2 separate regions of the Homo sapiens genome follow, and region 1 is linked to region 2. A link is a contact called in ENCODE Hi-C data. All regions are on one chromosome and are shown on one strand. Each heading gives the region's core, a stretch centred on a gene start or an enhancer-like site at or near the end of the contact. The rest is flanking DNA. Distances are from core to core; before and after follow the strand shown.

Region 1 (4,604 bases), core at 899-3,398, 1.2 Mb before region 2:
CTCCACAGTGCAGTGGCAACGGAATCCCTCTGCCTTGTGAGATTACAGTGAGGAGGAGAGAGTTCCTGAGAAGCCCTCAGGGGAGGCTCAGAGCACATCCCAGGTGTTCAGTCAATTGCCAGGATTCATGTCCCCCACAGGGCTGGGTGGGTGGCAGTGGGGATGTTCATGTGGGGACAAGCCTCCTCAAGTAAGGCCACGTGGTGTACAGGGTGGGGGAGGAGAAGGCTGAAAAATGTGGACCTCCCAGCAGAGCAGATGGTGTGGGGGTGGGACCTGGGCTTCCTCAGTTTCCCCAGGATTCTGGTCTCCGCTGGAGATGCCCTGGCTTTGACCGTGTCTCCCCTCTGCACCCTGAATTGTGCACATTCCTGCACATGAGCACACAACACACACAGGGGCCTGTGCAAACCTGGCAAACCTGTGCCAGAAAATTCCTGAGGTGAACAAAACCCCTGCTGGGCAGCCGTGGGGGCCAGCCCGTGGGGGAGGTGACCCAGATGGATGACTGCAGGGGCACAGCAGTGAAAGACAGGTGCTGGGGTGGAGCTGGGGCTTGTGCAGTGTAGGGGTGGGAGCTCTCCAGAGGGGGTGGCCAGAGTCCTGGGCTCTAAGGGCACGTGTGGCTCACAAGCGGAACCGGCCAGAGCTCCCCTGCCACTGTCCCTGGGCTGCCTGAAGCTCCCTTTGACAAAGCCTGAGGCCTACTGACACTGGAGGCCGGATGAGGGCTTTCCCTTGACCTCTGACTGCCTTTCACCATGCAGGAGAACCGCTAGAACTCTATTGCAAGAGCCAGCTCAGAGGGACACAGAGTCCACCAGCCCCATAGGGGAAGGCCCCCTGGAATCGCAGTGGGAGGGGCACAGACCCCTGGGAAGGGCCGCCTGGCAGTTCTGCTGCTCTGCCACCACCTACCGTGGTCACATCAGAGTCTGGAGGGGTCATCTCCACCAGGTTGATGTAGTAGGGTGCGTCCTTCCACGTGGGGTGGTTGTCATTGATGTCCAGGAGGGTGATGTTTACCTGTGAAGCCATAAGGGGCGCTGGGAGACACACCCAGCTGAGATGGGCCAGGGCAGGGCCTGCCAGGGGAAAAGTGCTCAGATGCCCACGGGCAATCTTCGCATTAATTCTGCCAGCTCCACCAACCTTGGGAGCCTTGGGCAGAGCCTGGGCTTTCGAGGGCAGGAAGGAGCCAGGCCGCTTCAGGAGAGAGAGTTCCAGTGTTGTCCCATCAGGAGGCAGTGGAATGGATGTGATAAGCCCTGAAATCCTTGCTGTGACCTGGGGCTTCCCCCATCCCTGCCTCCAGTCTTGGCTGAAGGTGACTGACAGGGTGGGGGATCTAATAGAATCCCTTGAGCCTCCCCGTCTCAGCTACAAGCCAAGCAATTTCCCTGCTCACCTGCCACCAGGTACATTATTTATAGGGCTCTGATTCCTATTAGTAGGAGCCTCCCTTGACAGAGTAGGGCACTGGGGATTTTTCCATCAAATCCCTGGCCACGCGATACCGTCTCCAGCCTCTCTGGCTGGGTAAGGATGGGGTGGCTGCTGCAGACTGGGTGAGGGCCACAGTTTTGAGGGTGAGCCAAAGAAACCGAATGGGGAACAAAGAGGGGAGGTGGCTGGAGTGACTGTCAGCTGGTCCTCCCGCTTCCTCTCCCACAGAGGGCTTCTCACTTCCCCTTTCACTTCTGCAGCCGAGAGCTCATTCGAGGCCCCCACGTTTCGTTCCTCTAGCTTTCTACTCTCTGGGGCACATTAGATGGGGGAGAACAAGCCCCCAGGGACCCTCCAGGGCCCTGCTTCCTGCTCTGAGCTGCTCTTCCTCGCAGGAATGCCTGCTTCTGCTTTGTTGACAGGCACCAAGGCAAGGAGGGGCCTATGGGGCTCATGCCTTCTGCCACCTGCCCTCCTGGATTTTTAGGGGCAGGAGAGAAAGTATTTCATTTTGCTCCTCCCAAGTGCCCCTACATTCCTGGTGGTGATGCCTTTCTTCCCCACAGCTGTGGTGGCCCCGGGGGCTGACCTCTGCTGCTGATGGGTTCATTTTCGCCCCCTTGCTCATTCTCACAAAGCCTCACACTGGCTCAGGACACGGGGGTCCAGAGGTACAAGCAGGGAGCAGCAGCCTGGCCGGCGAGGGGGAGCTGGGGCACGGGAGGGGAGCGCACTCACGGTGGCGATGCCAGTTTTCTGGTTGTGGCCCACACCCCCGTCCACTGCGCGAACGATGAGGATGTATTCAGACTTGGTCTCTCGGTCAAGCAGAGACGTGGTGGTGATTTCCCCTGCCAGAGAGAGAAGTGGGTGCGTGAGAGGGTTTGGGTGGGCCAGGGAGAGAGGGAGGGAAGAAGAGAGAGAGCGAGGGAAGGAGAGAGGGTGAGAACTTGCACGAGAAATGTTAGCAAGCTACCATGATCTGGCGGCCTGGATGTGTTCCTGAGCTGGTGCTCACAGTGGGAGACGGGAGAGCTCCTGTGCCTTGGGAGCTGGTTCCCCAGGGCTGGGCAACATAACCCCATGAGGAGGAAATATTTGCAGATGTGGGAAAATCTAGGCTGATTCTCGGGGTTAGGGGCTGGAGAACAGGGCAGGAGGGCCATTAGGCCTTAAGCTCAGTCACAGATCACCTCTTGTTTAGACTTTTGACATTATCTTACTGGCTTTCTCACCTGGAGCTAGTTACTTCAATCCTCTGTGCCTCAGTTTCCTCATAGGGTCCAAAGGGAACCATAATAGGAACTACCTCATAGGGCTATTGTGGGGTTAATTTAATTAAGATCATGGAAATCTTAGAACAGTGCCAGGCACTGTTTATTTATACAGTCACAGAAATACAATGACAGGAAATAAAAACACCGGGTGTTCACATGCGTCTAACTTGTGACTCATTACTGGACAGTTCAACCTATCCAACCTTATCGTGCATTGATAATTAATAGTTATAAAATAATTTCCTAATTACATTGTGAAGAGCATAATTACATTGCCTCGAGTTGTTTTAGTGTGCTAAATCTGAACAATTAAACAACATTTCTTGTTCGCCTGTATTTGGTCTTTCTTTGTATTTTGGTGTAACTGAAATGCAAACATCACCCTGATAGTGGCGTGCTGGTAAATGTTTGACAACTGGCTCCCCAAAATAAAAAAAAAAAAAGGCATTTGCCAATTTCCTTGGTGTAAATAGCCCCACCAGGGCCCATTTTAAGCTACCAACTTGGTGGTATTGAATATGGAGTTCACAATTGAGTGCCTCGCTAGCTCTTGGGAGCAGGGTGAGCCAGTCCCAGCAGACTTCAGCAATCACAGCAGCCAGGCCATTTACTATCTTGCATCAGCCATGGGAGAGCACCCACGTGGTGAAGATGTGAGATGTGGATTTGAATTCTGATTATGGCCCTTCCCAGACGCTTGGCCTTGGAGAATTTTAATTCTTTGAAGCTTCAGTTTTCTCATCTATAAAATGGAGATTAGTGTGACTTCCATGCAGAGCCGTTGTGAGGCTACAGTAATTCTAGGTGAGGCTCCCAACACTCAGAAAATGACTGTTTTCTTCCAATGGACCGTGAGCATTCTCCACGGGCAGGGCCTGTGTGCTATCCATCTTTTTATCCCCATTGCCTGAGCTGTGTGACCTGGGCCAAGTCGCTTAACTTCTCTGTGCTTGGTTCTTTCCACCATAAAACAAGGCAGCTGGACCAGATTGCTTTTAGGACTGCTTCTACCCTGACAGTTCCCTCTGTGGCACACTGGCTTGCCCTCTGGTCTGTGCAGGGGCTGAGCAGGGAGCTGGGGGTGGGTGACAGGGCAGCTTAGGTGCTGAGGCCAGGAATGGAAGACTCACAAAGGTCTGCCCAACGAGCCACACTCCCTGCCAGGGTGGTGTCAAGTAATTGGCAGGGCGAGGAAGAAATTAATCTCTAAAAAGTTTTAAACGTGAACTTGTCGGCATGATAGATGGCCTCTCCTGTCTAGGAAATTAGATCCAATTAAGGCCACCTCTGTGGAGCAGCCCTGGCTAATTTGACCGAGGAACTCAGAGGAAAACACTTACACCTTTGGAGACAAAGTCGTGTTAAGGCAGCAAGAAAATGTCTGTGTCATTAAAGGCCCCAGGTGGAGCTGGAGCCCCGACTGGGGAGGCAAGGGCGGGGGTGGCTAAAAGGCCAGGGAGCTACTCATATAATGGCGCCTTTAATGTTTGGATTCTGGAGTCAGAAGTTCGTGCTCTGCGAGTCCTCAGTCAGGTTACTTAACCTCCCCAGTGGCTCAGCTTCCTCATCTGGAAAATGGGGATAAGGCTAGTACCTGCCTCACAGGTGAGGAGGGCAGAATGAGATGCTGCTGCTGCTCAGAGCCCTGGGAACAGTGCTGGGCATGTGGTTCATATCCATTCATGACATGACTCTGAGACCCCTGGGAATGAGGGCTCACTGTGGGGGAAGCTCCTGAGAGCTGGGAGGAGGGCCCTCACTTTCTCAGAGATAGAAAAGGAGGCTCACAGTGGCCCTGGGTCCCCTTCCTCAGTCTTCGTACCCATCAGCACCGGCCATCTGCTCCCCAAGCCTCCAGGAAAAGGGATTGAAGGCTGACTT
Region 2 (3,999 bases), core at 395-2,894:
ATACAATGGAAAGTTACTCAGCCATAAAAGGGAATGGAGTACTGATATTTGCTACAACACAGATGAGCCCTGAACACTATGCTAAGTGAAAAAAGCCAGACACAGAAGGTCACATATTACATGATTCCCCTTACATGAACTATCCAAAATAGGTAAATCCAGAGACAGAATGCAGATCCATGGTTGCCAAGGCTGGGGGAGGGGAAACTGGGAGGGATTACTTAATGGATGGATGGAGTTTTCCTTTTGGGGTGATGAAAATGTTTTGGAACTGAAAATGTTTGTGGTGATGGTTGCAAAACATTGCAAATGTACTGTCACTGAACTGTACACTTTAAAAGGGTTATTTTAATGTCATTTCAAAAAGTAATGAGAGCATCCCCTGGTCATCTGAATAACCATCTCATAAGCAAGCAGTGCCCTACAATTTGAGCCTCAAGTTTGCTCCTGTGTTTACAATCCAGTTCCTTCTCCATGAAGGCCAAATGATATCATCACACACAGCACAAAGAAAGGTTGTGATTCAAATAGGAAAAAAAAAGCAGGTGGGGAGGGAGAACAGAGCCACCCCATAGCCCATGGCAGCCTGGAGGTGCCCAGTTCAAAGGCCCAGCCTCTTAGCAGTCAGGACCATGTGCATGTTGACAGCATCTGTGTGAAGTGAGTAAAGCCCATCTCTGTGCCAAATTCCTGATTCCTACAAGAAGTGGGTTTAGGCTGGGCACAGTGGCTCACGCCTGTAATCCCAGCACTTTGGGAGGCCGAGGCAAGTGGATCACGAAGTCAGGAGATCGAGACCATCCTGGCTAACATGGTGAAACCCCGTCTCTACTAAAAATACAAAAAATTAGCCAGGCGTGGTGGCAGGTGACTGTAGTCCCAGCTACTCAGGAGGCTGAGGCAGAAGAATGGTGTGAACCCAGGAGGCGGAGCTTGCAGTGAGCCCAGATCGCACCATGCCTGGGCGACAGAGCGAGACTCTGTCTCCAAAAAAAAAAGAAGTGGGTTTAAGAGCCACTACAAGCAGATTTCAATAATGCCACTATTCCATGCTTATCTTCAATCAAACAAGCCAGCTTTCCGAGTATCGGGCAATACCCCATTAAAACAGACATTCAGGGATTGCTCACACGTAGTCTAGGCTTAAATGTGAGGTCTGATTACCCCAACCCGTCCCATCAGCCCAACATTATTAGTACTTCCCTATACAACAGGCCCAAGAAACAGAGGCAGGGAACACAGGAGAGGCCCAAGGGCACAGCTCTCTACCATCAACCCAAGGCTGGCAATGTAGGTGCAGTTAACATCCTTCCAATTAAAGTAATTGTTCATTGGAAATGAGTTGGCTTTCTGGTTTTACTACTATTTCCTGTTTTTTTAATAGTTTTGTAAAAACTTTAAGTCTAAGGTGCTTATGCCTGGTCTTATACACATTTCAGTTATATTACAGTAAGAATAATGTCAATCAGCAAGTGAGGGGTTTGTTGTTGTTTTTCAAAAGGGAGTCCTGAGCTCAGGAGTTGAAGACCTGGGCAACACAAGACCTTGTCTCTATTAAAAAAACTTTTAAATTAGCCGGATGTGGTGGCACATGCCTGTGGTCCTAGCTACTCAGGAGACTGAGGAGGGAGGATCACCTGAGCCCAGGAGGTTGAGGCTTCAGTGAGCCGTGATTGCACCACTGCACCCCAGCCTGAGCAACAGAGTGAGACCTTTAAAAAAGAGAGAGAGAGAGAGGGCCAGGCGTGGTGGCTCATGCCTGTAATCCCAGCATTATGGGAGGCCGAGGCAGATGGATCACCTGAGGTCAGGAGTTCAAGACCAGCCTGGCCAACACGGTGAAACCTCATCTCTACTAAAAATACAAAAATTAGCTGGGCATGGTGGCAGGTGCCTGTGATCCCAGCTACTCGGGAAGCTTAGGCAGGAGAATCGCTTGAACCCGGGAGGCGGAGGTTGCCATCAGCCGAGATCACGCCACTATACTCCAGACTGGGCAACAGAGCGAGACTCCATCTCAAGAAAAAAAAGAGAGAGAGAGGGAGTCTACAAAAAACCCATATGTTGTATGATTTCATTTATATGAAATGTCTAGAATTAGCAAATCTATAGAGATACAGAGCATGCTAGCGGGCTGGGGGTGGGGAGTGACTACCAATGGGTACTGGGGTATCTTTTGAGGTTGATGAAAATGTTGTAAAATTAGACTGTGGTGAGACAACAGCTCTTTGAATGTACTAAAAGCTACTAAATGAGTGAATTGTACAGCATGTGAATTAGATCTCAATAGGGCTGTGAATTGGAAGTCCACGTATTACCCACATTTGAGCAGCACTGAGCTGCAGAAAGGGAGACATCCACAAACCCACCTATGCAGAGCTCCCTGCCAGGTCCTCCCCTCCCCCTACAGGATTCCTGAGCCCAGGATGAGACCCCAAGTCACAAGACAACCCCTTCCTGGGTAAGCAAGTGGCTGCCCTGGAACCACCACACAGGATTCCTATCTCCCAGAACCCATGTCTTACAATTAAGGCACTACTTTGTACTGTTAAGTTAGGGAAAACTTAAAAACAATGAAAACAACCAACTTTAGGATGCAGGGGATGGGGTTCATCTACACATCGATGGCAGTGTCAAGGAAAGCAGCATGACATAAGACTCAGAGCACCTGGGACCCCACTGGCTGCAGTCTCATTGGTTGGGGTTGGGGTGGGGCCAGGAGGGTGAAAATCTGAGCCCAGGCAGCCCCTTCCTCAGAGGCCACAGGCATCCCATCCTCCACCCACGTAGGCTGGGCAAGATAGCTATTGGGAGGCCCCTACAGGCTGCCTAAAGAGACTTTGGCAAGGGGCAACTCCCCAAGGGTCCCTCTTCTGTCAACCCAACGAACTGCCCTCTCCTGGGCCTATTCCTTCCAGTGACACTTCAGAGAGACGGGAAGAAGCCCCCACCAGCGGCAGCCAAGTCGGGGTCATTGGTGAAGCGGCAGAAGGACACATCCGCCCAGAACCCCCAGCAGTAGGAGGATACATCCACCCAGACCCCCAGCAGCAGGAGGATACATCCACCCAGACCCCCAGCAGCAGAATACATCCACCCAGACCCCAGGGACGGGTCACGACAGAGGCTGTTTTGGACAGACTGATCCCCTTTGATCCAATGCTACTCTTCTCCAGAACCTGCTCTAAATTAACCACCTCCAGGAAGACTTCTTCCCATCTCTCCCAAAGCCTCGCCAAGCCCCAGCTCAGGGCATGTGCTCAGAACTCCCATGGCAGTGGTGGGGTCCCTCTGCATGATACATGGCCGGATGAAAGCAGGCCCCACAGCCATGGACCGAGTTTGAGCTCATTTACACCCCAAAAATAAAAAACCACACAAATTCATGTAGAGGTACAGAAAAAAGACCAAAGGATACTCAGCACACTGCTGACAGTGTTACCTACGGGGACCAGAGAGAGGGGAAGGAGGGGAAAGGGGACTTTGACATTTTACTTTCTATGAAGCTACTACTTGAATATTTTGTGAAGATTATTTTAGGCCAGGCATGGTGGCTTACGCCTGTAATCCCAGCACTTTAGGAGGCTGAGGCAGGCAGATCACTTCAGTCCAGGAGTTCAAGACCAGCCTGGGCAACAGGGCAAAACCCCGTCTCTACTAAAAATACAAAAATTAGCCGGGCATGGTGGTGCACACCTGTAGTCCCAACTACTCAGAAGGCTGAGGTGGGAGGATCATTTGAGGCCAGAAGTTAAGGCTGCAGTGAGTCGACCCTGAGCCACTTCACTGCAGCCTGGGCAACAGGAAAGAGGCCCTTCTTAAAAAAAAAAAGAGAGAGAAATTTTAAACTATTTTTAACATATCCCACACATTGGAATACTACTCACCAATAAAAAAGGAATGGAACTGATTAAATCATCCAATAACAGAGATGAATCTCAAAAAACATCATGTTGAGTAAAGAAGCCAGTCACTAAAAGCTACCTGTTATATGAGTCC

What was found. A loop is a pair of places that touch in the nucleus more often than their neighbours do. Pooled maps may share reads with other maps.
Region 1: a pooled map shows a loop between it and region 2 (5-fold over the local background). The contact joins two enhancer-like sites. A Hi-C loop is called at or near these places in 2 of 37 single-sample maps with no recorded cell type and 3 of 50 pooled maps.

The regions. Positions count from the first base shown.
Region 1 is chr10:71,691,840-71,696,443 of GRCh38, reverse strand. It overlaps CDH23 (cadherin related 23), which reads right to left. Exons shown (of 70, transcript NM_022124.6): 21 at 2,185-2,297; 22 at 919-1,026. Among named protein-coding and RNA genes, the nearest start is that of C10orf105, 26 kb to the left of the region's middle. RefSeq lists an enhancer at 2,322-2,391. Within about 2 kb of position 2,148, at least 17 of the 41 ENCODE cell types and tissues checked have a DNase peak (open chromatin) inside an H3K27ac peak, as active enhancers do.
Region 2 is chr10:70,487,961-70,491,959 of GRCh38, reverse strand. The region is part of intron 1 of PALD1 (phosphatase domain containing paladin 1); the gene reads right to left. Among named protein-coding and RNA genes, the nearest start is that of PALD1, 11 kb to the right of the region's middle. RefSeq lists a silencer at 1,638-1,737. Within about 2 kb of position 1,644, at least 2 of the 41 ENCODE cell types and tissues checked have a DNase peak (open chromatin) inside an H3K27ac peak, as active enhancers do.